Regions from separate parts of the Mus musculus genome. Here region 1 is linked to region 2. The links are chromatin loops, found by intact Hi-C in ENCODE. Cell type or tissue: gastrocnemius. All regions are shown on one strand. Links, peaks and the distances in the headings refer to the core of each region. The heading gives the core; the rest is flanking DNA.

The links. Hi-C counts contacts between places; a loop is a spot of excess contacts. Peaks named below come from ENCODE experiments on the same cell type or tissue, not always from the same donor. Only the 100,000 strongest peaks of a DNase experiment are listed, where the experiment ranks them.
Region 1: a loop joins it to region 2, with 2.1 times the contacts of the local background. A loop is called at or near these places in 2 of 42 quality-filtered maps.

The regions. Positions count from the first base shown.
Region 1 is chr10:88,301,790-88,307,170 of GRCm38, reverse strand. It overlaps a transcript of Washc3 not described here. Among named protein-coding and RNA genes, the nearest start is that of Gm51779, 32 kb to the left of the region's middle. In gastrocnemius, for the core only: CTCF peaks have their summits at 708 (motif pointing right) and 2,639; a DNase peak (open chromatin) is centred at 2,665; H3K4me3 peaks cover 515 bases; H3K27ac peaks cover 1,830 bases.
Region 2 is chr10:88,142,899-88,148,279 of GRCm38, reverse strand. Parpbp (PARP1 binding protein) reads left to right here and starts at 1,339. Exons shown (of 11, transcript NM_029249.2): 1 at 1,339-1,784; 2 at 4,185-4,340. The coding sequence starts at 4,188. It overlaps Nup37 (nucleoporin 37), which reads right to left and starts at 1,288. Exons shown (of 10, transcript NM_027191.2): 1 at 1,208-1,288; 2 at 1-118. The coding sequence starts at 56. In gastrocnemius, for the core only: no CTCF peak of the experiment used is centred there; DNase peaks (open chromatin) are centred at 1,299 and 2,018; H3K4me3 peaks cover 1,564 bases; H3K27ac peaks cover 869 bases.

The DNA of each region.
Region 1 (5,381 bases), core at 160-5,159, 160 kb before region 2:
AAAGAAAGTGTTTTACTAAGGTATTTATTGCTGCTGCAGTGAAACACTATGGCTGAAAAGCAAGTTGGGAAGGAAAGGGTTTAGTTGCCTTACACTTCGCATCATTTGTTCATCCTTGGAGGAAGTCAGGACAGGAACTCCAGCAGTGCAGCAACCTGGAGGCAGGAGCTGATGCAGAGGCCATGGAGAGTGCTGCTTACTGGCTTGCTTCCCATGGCTTGCTCAGCCTGCTTTCTTATAGACCCAGGACCACCAGCCCAAGGATGGCTCCTCCCACTATGGGCAGGGCCCTCCCCCATAATCTCTAATTAAGAACATGCTCTACAGCCTTGCCTAGAGTCCAGTATTATAGAGGTAAATGTTCGGTTGAGGTTCCCTCCTCTTAGACGACTCCAGCTTATATCAACTTGACATAAAACTAGCCAATGCATGAAGGAAGAAGGAAGAGAAAGCAGAAAGAAAGTGAAAGATAATGGAGAAGATGAAAAGGGTATAAGTGGAACAGAAGTGGGGTGAAGGAAGGTGATGGGAGAAGAATATGAGTGGATTATGTCATGTGCACTATGAGATGTACGATGAAACCCATTATGTGCTACTAGTATATGCCGATAAAAATTGAGAAAAGAATGCAGTTTACTTTTTAATATTTATTCGATTAATTTATTTTATGTATATAAGCACTCTATCTGCATGTACATGTATGTGCCAGTAGAGGGCATCAGATCCTATTACAGGTGGTTGTGAGCCACCATGTGGTTGCTGGGAATTGAGCAGCCAGTGCTCCTAATCACTGAGCCATCTCTGCAGCCACAAGAATGAAATTTAAATGGCACTTGAGCTAGTCACTAAGAGCAGGCTGGTGTGGGCAAGTGGCATTGCTCTCTCTGACCCATTCCTTCATATTGCTATGTCAAATGTCCTTGTCATCTGTCTCTCAAGGGACTATCAAGTCCTTGAGGGCAGGCGCCATGCCTGAATTATCTCAACAACAACAACAACAACAATAACTGAAGTAAATAAATAGTTACTGAGTTTCCTTTATATGCTAGCCTTGTGCTAGCCATTCTGTGGGTATTACCTTATTAAAGTAGGGGCTCTCACCTTCCCAATGCTGTGATCCTTTAATACAGTTCCTCATGCTGTGGTGACCCTCAACCATAAAATTATCCTCATTGCTACTTTGTAACTGTAATTTTGCTACTGTTACGAAGCATAATGCAAATATGTGATATGCAGGATAGCTGAGATGAAAGGGTTGAGGACTGGAGAGATGGGTCAGTGGTTAAGAGCCCCAACTACTCTCCCAGAGGTCCTGAGTTCAATTCCCAACAACCACATGGTGGCTCACAACCCTGTGTAATGGGATTTGATATGTCTGAAGACAACTACAGTGTACTCATACATATACAATAAATAAATCTTTGGGTCAACAATATGAAGTAACCAGTACCCACCAGAACTGTGTCTCTAGTTGCATATGTAGCAGAGGATGGCCTAGTCGGCCATCAATGGGAGGAGAGGCCCTTGGTCTTTCGAAGATCATATGCCCCAGTACAGGGGAACGCCAGGACCAGGAAGCAATAGTGGGTGGGTAGGGTAACAGGGCTGGGGGAGGGTACAGGGGACTTTCAGGATAGCATTTGAAATGTAAATGAAGAAAATATCTAATAAAAAAAGAGAGGGTTGAGACCCACAGTTTGAGCACTGTGGGATTAAATCCTCAACATATTTTATCAAAGGAGCTGCTATCATCAGTCCCATTGGCCTCTTAAGGGGGATAAACAGCTTGTCCACGAACACAGCCAGCACAGAGCAGAGATCTCATCCATCCAATCTTTGCTCTTCTTGGACCATGTGTTATTTTGCTTGTGTATCCAGTTGATGTTTAATAAGTATTTATTGAACAGAGAATTGCATACAACAAAAGAGGTTTTTTGGTTTTCAGAACAGAGAACTGGGAACAATTCTCCCTGAAGAGGTGGACCAAACTGAACATGAAAAGGGTCTACTTGATTCCCCAACACAGCTGGTTGAAAGTAACGCCATTTTCTGTTCTACAAACAACCATGTTCTATAGCAGCATGAACACTCTTCTCCCTCTCTCCCTCCTCTCCTTCCTCTCCTTCTCCCTCTTTTTTCCTCACCCCCTCTGTGTGTGTGTGTGTGTGTGTGTGTGTGTGTGTGTGTTAGTGATGACCCCCACCTCCAAGGGAACTCTGTCACCTTCCTGGGACTTCATTTACAAACCGGAGTGACAATTTCTTTACACTTCCTTCTGGCAATGGGAGAAATATCATTTCCCCTTGAGAGATATAAACTACACGTCAGACGCTCTGAAGAAGAGCAGAAAAGAACCTTCATATTTAATATTTATTGAATCCTACTTAACCCAGCATTTCCCAACCCCTTTGCCTTACATAATAATGCTCATAACTAATTCCACACTTTGTCTTTTTTATGTGGCTGGGTGCTTTTGAAGAGGCACTTTCCAGTATCCTGTATGCTCAGGAGATAACCACGGGACGTGGCTTCCAGTTGTTCCTCAGGGATCAAAGCTGCAACTATGATTATGAAATCCTGAGATTTGTTAGAAAGGTTTAAAGGTTCGGCAAATTTACAGGTCATGGCTAGTTTCCTGAAATGGACCACAGGGGGCGCTAGTGGACTGTCATAATGACTGCCACACTCCAGACTTGGCAAGGAAGGGCCAGGCTGGAGCTGTGGCAACCAGGGGCACTTGAGCAGATCCTTTCTCAACTGAATGGAAAGCTACTGAGAACTTGCTCCTATCCCTTTTGGATTTCTGTTTCTTCTGGATGGGTGGTGGTGGTGGTGGTGGTGGTGGAAGAAAGGGACAGAATTCAGAAAAGAAATCTTTTGCCCTTATCCTCAGAGATCAGGTGGGGGGTGGAATCCCATAAAGCAAGACTTTTCATCTACATATCAGTGGCTTGTGCTCACTTTGAGCCAGCTGTGGTTGACCATGGAAGGCCTTATTTTTTTCTTTATAAATTCTTTTATTATAAATTAAAAAGGAGGGCGCAGGGTGTGGTATGCACGACTCTAAACCTGGCAGTCAGAAGGCTAAGGCAGGAAGATGGGGAATTCAAGTCTAGCCTGGGCTACATATTGCTATCCATACAGGGGAGAGACAGATGTCTTTAGAATATACATTTGTTTAAATTAAAAAAAACCCTTAATGTTCTATAACTTTGCTGCTTTTAATGATCTGGCAGGCTATAAGGGGCTTTGGTGCAAAATGGACATACATATCTTTTTATCATCTTTGTCATGTGGCACATATTAATGAAGGCAGCCCAACTTAAACACAATTAACTCATGGAGTGACTTTCCCCCTTTTGGGTGCTAGGGACTTAACTCAGGGTCTTGTGTATACAGGCAAAGTCTCTACCACTGAGTTAACATTCAAGTCCTTCGGAAATACTTAGCAGGCTATTGGTTTCTTTCTGTGTATGTCCTGTCTTCCCAACCAATACTCCCTGAATGTAAGGGTTCCATTTAGGAAGACTCCTTCACAAAAGCCTTTTAAAAGCTTGCCCTCAGAAGAAAGTATAAATGGGAATTGGACGGTAGCCCACAGGCAGAGGCAGAGGCTATGTTCCCACAGAGATAGTCTGTACATGGCTGGTTCAGAGAACTTTTGAGTTTAGAGGATTTTCAACATTCAGTTAACAGCATCATTTCTTTGTATATAGAAAGTGACCAAGGCTCTCAAGTGAGGCTGCTCAGTACCAGCCCTTCCAGTGCTCGAGGTTCTGACTCCTGTTCTTAAACAGGGTGCAACCTCCCAGTACTACAATCGACCTAGTCCTGGGTGTTCCAGAGATTCCAGATGTTAATCTTCACCAGCAGCGAGGGGTGTGAAGCATCACATCACACCCACCAGGGCTCCACTACCCTGTGAAACAACTTGTTTGGACAATTTCATCTTTGTCCGAATGGGAGCAGAAGAGGAAGCCGACGCGGAACACCGAGCTCAGTTGAGGATCTCTGACCAGTCACTACCCCGCTCCTCTCGCAGGGATGCTGGGAAGAACTTGGACGTGACAGAGGAGACAGTTTACACTCTTGGAAAGTTACTGGTGCCTTAGAATTCCAGGAAGTGCTGAATCATAGAGTCACAGACTAGGAAAAGCTTCATAAGAAAAAGATGAAATGAGTATCCGCCGAACACCTTCCATAAAGTGGGGTATATTTTACTTCAACCTCAGTCGCTCCGCTCTGGGTGAGGAAACCGAGAACCACAGTGGAGTAGAAACTTGGCCCCAGTTACTGAACCCGTAAGCTCAGATTTGGACTAGGTTGTCAAATGATGGAGTCATTGCTGGGAACTATTATTATATCAAGGGGTCCTATTTTCACTTTCTGGTTCCAACCGCAGGTAACACAGCACACACTTGTGCGCGATGCCCTCGTCTTTCTTCAGAGCCTTCACTAATAGCAAAGTTCTCAAAGTCACTTGTGAATGTCAAGTTCTCCCTAGGATCTAACTGCAGTCCCTTCAGAGGCACTGCCCTCAGGGGACACGGAAAATGGCTGTAACAGTCCCAGCAGCAGCTTCCCTGACTGGGTTCCAAATTGCTTCTGTTAAAAGAATTGCCAATTCAAAACACATGCGCTGTCTTCAAGCTGGGCCCCACCCCAGATGCTAGGCTTGTTTGAGCCCCTTTCAGGCTTAGCCTGGATACCAGTCCCAATCAAGCCTGGGGACCTAGACAGACAGCAATCAAGATGGAGAAAGGCTCCTCTTCCCCTCTCACACTCCAGCCAAGCCTCAGCTGGGTCTGCTTTCTAAAGCATTTTCTAGGACTAACATTTTATGTAAACACACGAAGGGCCTCATCCTGCCAGGGCTTTGCCAGGAATGAGAAAACACCATTTCTTACGTAGAGACTTGCACATTTTCTATGTCTCTTTCCTAATAGAAAAATCTAGTCCTTTAGAACAAATGCGCACACGGATGACAGGACGTAAGGAGATACAGCCAATGGTGCAGTGGTTTGCATGGAAGAACAAATGAAAGCTTGTGGCAAATGTAGGGGACTTGGAAGCCAAAGATCTGTGTTTAAATATCAACAATGTCTCCTAGCAACTGTGTAATCCTTGGCTTGACTTCCCTGAGTATCAATTTTCTCCTCCATGAAATAAAAGTAATAATACCTAACTCTCCAGGCATGGTGGTATGTGCCTGTAAGCCTAATGCTTGAGAGGCAGAAGGATTATGAGTTCATGTTCTGGGCTACATAGCATGTTCCCAGCCAGCCTGAACTGTATAATAGGACTCGGCTTCAAAGCAGCAACAATAATAATGCTTAACTAATCAGGTAAAGTTACTAAATGCTACATAAAAAATTGCATTT
Region 2 (5,381 bases), core at 61-5,060:
ACATAATCTTCGCAATCCACGGTGTACGCAGCATTTCTTGTAGCATCTTGCTTCATCTTGTATCCCAAAGCTGGAGCAGTTGTAAGAATCAAATAGTTGTTTATTGCCTGTCAGGAAACTGTGGATCACAAACAAAATTTACAAAGTGTTTGTCATTCAACAGAAGAATCATAATGGGGCTTGGTATAGCAATGTCAGAGCCAGCTCAAAAGAGAAGTCTGCTTATATTAACACACACATGAATAAATTTAATACAAATAGAGTCCTAAGATTATTAAGCAATAGAGATGCAGCACTATTTGTAGTTGGAAAGTTGTACTGACACTGTCATATGCAAGAGTACCATAAACGCCGGTACTACCAATAGTCCCTTCTTTGCCTATGAAGAAATTTGCCAAGTTCGTCAACAGGTTGAGGATTTAAAAGATTTAGCATGTGTTGGGCCTACATGCTAGAGAAAACACAAATACACACACCTGCCTATCTCAGGACTATGCTACATTATTTGTTCGAATTATATGACCTTTAACATTCTAATTTGACAGACCACCTGAACTATCAAGGGTCCGATGAACTGGAAAGTCCCACCCCTGCCTAAAGACACATGGAGTCCAAGAGCCTTGAAGGATAATATCAGGTAGCAATAGTTATAACCAACCATTACCCATGCAATAAAATAAGGAGATTAAAAAATACAGGCTCTGGAGTAATGTGTGATACTAACGTTATTAACACCTGTCACAATCCTCAACTAATTTGTCTCGAGACAGGTAGTGTGTACTGTAGAAATAGCATTCTCACGTGCAAATTAATTTTTACTTTGTTGTTAATGAAAAGGAGGCACCCTAGGCTAAGAAAGAACACGTAAAATCCTGAGTTATCTGCTGAGTTTTTTCAGATTAAGTCCCATCTCAGAGAGACTGGACACATGTTACGCGGGACCGGCAGGTGAGAAGACCATAGAGCAGAGAGGTATAAGGCATGCAGGGGACTTGAGGTCCGGATTTGATGGCAACCCCTGACCTCCAGGTCTTTAAAGCCCTGGGTCAATATTCCCAGGGTCCCTGGAGTTGTGTCCCCCACGCGTCGCCCGAGAAAACCCACTCCCACCTCGCGAGGTCACAAGGAAGAGCTCTGGAGAACAGGGAAGCGCCCCTGGGGAAGCAGCACAAGCTGGCGATCCCCGGTCACCGCACTCGATACGCACCTAAAGCAGGGGAGGCGACCTGGGCAAGGCTCTCCCGACCATAGGTGGCCAGGGCGTGCGCCCGCTCTGCTTCCGGGTCGGAGGGCGAGCGCGGCGATTGGTTCCCAGGTCGTGCCGCGAGATTTGAAAGGGACGCCGAGGCGATTCAAACCTCTGCCTTCCGGCGTCCTGGCTGCGCTGCTCCTCCCTCCGCTTGCACCCAGCCTGGGTCACTGGACGAGGTGGGTCTGGTCTCTTCTGTGCCCCCGGGTCGCAGTTCCAGTGGGCATTCGGGCTGCTGCTCTGCGAACGCATCTCGGTGACAGCGACGTGCCAGCCAGTGGCGTTGTCTGCGCAGTGGCTTCGCCCCGACTTCACGGTGTCCCGTGGAAAAAAAGACGCTAGGGCTTCGGCAAGACCGAAACCCATCAAAATCTTCTTTTAGTCCGTTAGATCGGGGATCTGGCACACGACGAGTGCAGGCTTCTCAGATTTTCTGTCGTTGCATCCTTCAGAGGGCCATTCCGGACCAGGCAAGAAGAATAACTGTCACCTGTCATCTTTTAATGGAGATTTGCTAAGTGCTGGCAATAAGGAGGTTGGCTATTTCCTTCACTGGTGCCTTATAATTCTGTTAAGTAGTCCCAATTATGGACGTGGAGAAATTTGTGGTAATCACGAGGTACAGCTAATGCAGGGGTGTGGTGGCAGGGATAGTTAGCTAAGTGTGGTGCTCTCTCACTTTACCTTCCAGCGACAACTACCTGTCTCAGATTTTCTGCTCCAGTGCACTTTGAATCCAGTTTAAAAGCAAGAGTTTATTCCCTCTGACACCTTCTGTTTTGTTCATATCCAGCGTCTCATCGAGTCTTCACAACAGGCTGGGAGGTAGAACAGAGGGGGCGGCATAGTCCTGATTGCTTTGTGACCATTCTTATACCTGGGCAGCCAGATCTAAAGTTAGGTAACCCTGGAAAAGCTGGAACTACAGTGGATATTGGCATGCCAGCCCAGATGCCTGTTGGTGAATAGCCAGATCTAGAACTAAACATGGTTTTACATGTTTAAATGGTTGATGGAAAAAAAAAATATTTCAGGCAAACTAATCATATCACCCATAGCTCATGCTTTTGTGTCTTCTTCAATTTTGTTTTTTAAGAGATAAATAGGAGATAACCTAGGTGCTCATCAGAGAATTGTGAGTGAGGCCTGGGGAGGTGGCTCACTGGATAAAGCGCCTGGACAGCTATGAGGACTGGAATCCAAATCCCCAGGGCTAACGGAGACACTGGTGTAGTAGTCTGCTTGCAACCCCAGTGTGCTAGAGGTGTAGACAAGTGATGCCGGGGCAAGTCAACAAGGTGGAGAGCAGTGGAGAAGACACTCAGTGTCAACCTTGGGCCTCCATACACATGTGCTTACATAAAGGCGAACATATACACACAGCAGACTTGTAAAAAGAGACACAGAGAAGACTGGAAGTAGAGAGGGGACTGATTCCATAGCATGGCTGCCTAGAATACAGACACATCTAGGCTTATTTTGAAAGGGTTCTGTATGCATGCAGAAGTTAGGGAAAACTTAGAAATCTTGAATTTATGCTTTTTTGGCTATTTACTAGCTTCGTGTCATTGAACATTATTTTCTTCATGTGTCAAAACCAGACATTTGTAGACTGACATCATCAGGACACAGGAGATGGAACAAAGTAATTAATATTAAATGGAAAGTATTTGGCACTAAGAAGCTTCATTTGTTCGTTGGCTTATTATCAGTTTGCTGTGTAACAAAACATCAAAAACCATAGTCACTGTACAATAGCAACCGAGTATTTGCTTTGAATCTGTGGGTCGGCAGTTTGGGCTGGTTAAGTTATTGATTCCTCTGCTAGCCTTGAGCAGATGACTGGTGCTGCCGGCTCACCTTCCATGTTGATGGGGTCTCCCCAGGATAAGCTGCCTCTTTCATGGCTGTGAGTTGTATCAGTTGGCAGCAGGAATACCTTACTTCTCTTTGCATGCTTTCTTCAGCACCTTACCCGGGCTTGGGAGTTAGGTCTCCCCAGAGGGGTCATTTGCTAGGAGGAGCAGGAAAGTCAACATTGAGGTGTAGCTGCAGGTGGGAACCACTGTAGCAAAAGGATCAAGGTAGTGTTAGTGAAGGGAAAAGGCATGTGAAGTAGATTGAGGGAGACCAAGCCCAGGCTTCTCAATGTCCTCAGAGAGTCATGCTTAGTTCTCCCAGACACAGGCTGTGACAGTCATGGGGAATGTTGTCTATTGAGGAAAGTTATTAGAAACTCTGCCAGAGTTTTTACTGGGGAGTAGACTCATAGGCATGCCCTGTCCAACATGTACCAAAAGAGACCAGAGTCAAGGAAATTAGGTGTTCATCATAAAACACATATGATTTATAAAAACAGTTCAGCACAGTTAAATACTCTTAATGGAAACTCTACTGGAATCTAAGTTTTTAGAGCCTTGCTATAGTAACTATTTCACACAAACCTCTTAAAGCCTAGGCTTAGAATTCTAATTATTTCATAGTCTACTACTCAAATCAAGTCTAAGACTGTTCCCAATTCAAGTGAGCAGAAAAGAAAACCATTTATTTTGGAACAATACACTCCCACCCCAAATCTACTACATATAGTACCATTTGTCTCAAAACAACTATCTTAAAATACAGATTTAATTAGTGACATCTGTGTCTATAATTACAAATTTGCATGTCTGTTTTATGTGAATTTTCAAAATTGAAGGTTGGATTTTTATGATTTCAAAAGATTTGGCTTAAGAAAACTAAAGGAGAGGAAAATATGATTGGGCAGAAATGGTATTATTTGGTTTTTAAAATTTCATTAAAAGCACTCTTGGTAAATGTAAAATGAGTTCTTGTTCACTGCTTATGTTTTCTAACCATGCTTGCTTACACATGTTAAATGTTACTTTCCAATTAAAACAAGGCACTTTAACATTGTATTCTGTTCTTCTCTAAGAGGATGGCTGTGCTTAATCAGCTGCCCGTCTTGGGTATGATTAAAGAGTTTAGGAGGAGTTGGCGTGCTCTTTGTAGCTCTGAAAGAACTACGTTATGCGGTCCAGACTCCATGCTCCTGGCCCTGCAGCTGTCCATGGCAGAAAACAACAAACAGGTCAGTGTACTATGGTTAGCTTAACTTTTTTAACCCAATTTTACTTGTTGCCCAGTATAATAAGTTTGAGCCTAATTACACACATCATTTTCTTTGCATTATTTGCCTTCCTAAAATAGAGTGTTTCAGAAATGCTTCTGCATATCTGTCTCAAAATATTACAGTTGGAACTTTTGGAAAAAAATTGCCTGTATATCTGAAATGATTTATTTTGTGTGTATAATTTGAATGTAAAATGTGGATACTTGGTGTGGTGGTTTGTATATCCTTGGACCAGGGAGTGGCACCATCTGAAGGTATGGCCTTGTTGGAATAGGTGTGACCTGGTTGGAATGGGTGTGTCACTGTGGGTGTGGGTATAAGATCCTCACCCTAGTTGCCTGGAAGTCAGTCTTCCACTGGCAGCCTTTGGATGAAGACATAGAACTCTCAGCTCCTCCTGTGCCATGCCTGCCTGGATACTGCCATGCTCCTACCTTGACGATAATGGACTGAACCTCTGAACCTGTAAGCCAGCCCCAATTAAATGTTGTTTTTTATAAAACTTGCCTTGGTCATGGTGTCTGTTCACAGCAGTAAAACCCTAACTAAGACACTTGGTATCTCATGAAAGAAATCATAAAGATTAAATCTGTAGCTCTTATGATTAAATATATTCCTACTTAATAATTGTTCCTTTGTTCCCTAAAAAGAAGCCCTAGAGGAGCAGGTATCATTTTTATTCAATGTAAAGTATTTTATGTCTACTTTCAGCCCTGTTGTATGGATTTAGTGTTCTTAAATCTGTTTATGCATCAAAATCATTTGGGAGGTATTAATTAATTAGTTTGTTTGTTTATTCTTCTCTCATATATTACATCCTGACTGCAGTTTCCCCTCCTTCCTCTCCTCTAAGTCCCTCCCTCTCACCTCCCCTCTCCCTAGATCCACTTCTCCTCCTTTCCCTTCATAAAAGAGCAGGCCTCCCAGAGATATCAACCAAACATGATCAAGGCTGGATAAGGCAACCCATTAGGAGGAAGAGGGATTCAAGAGCAGGCA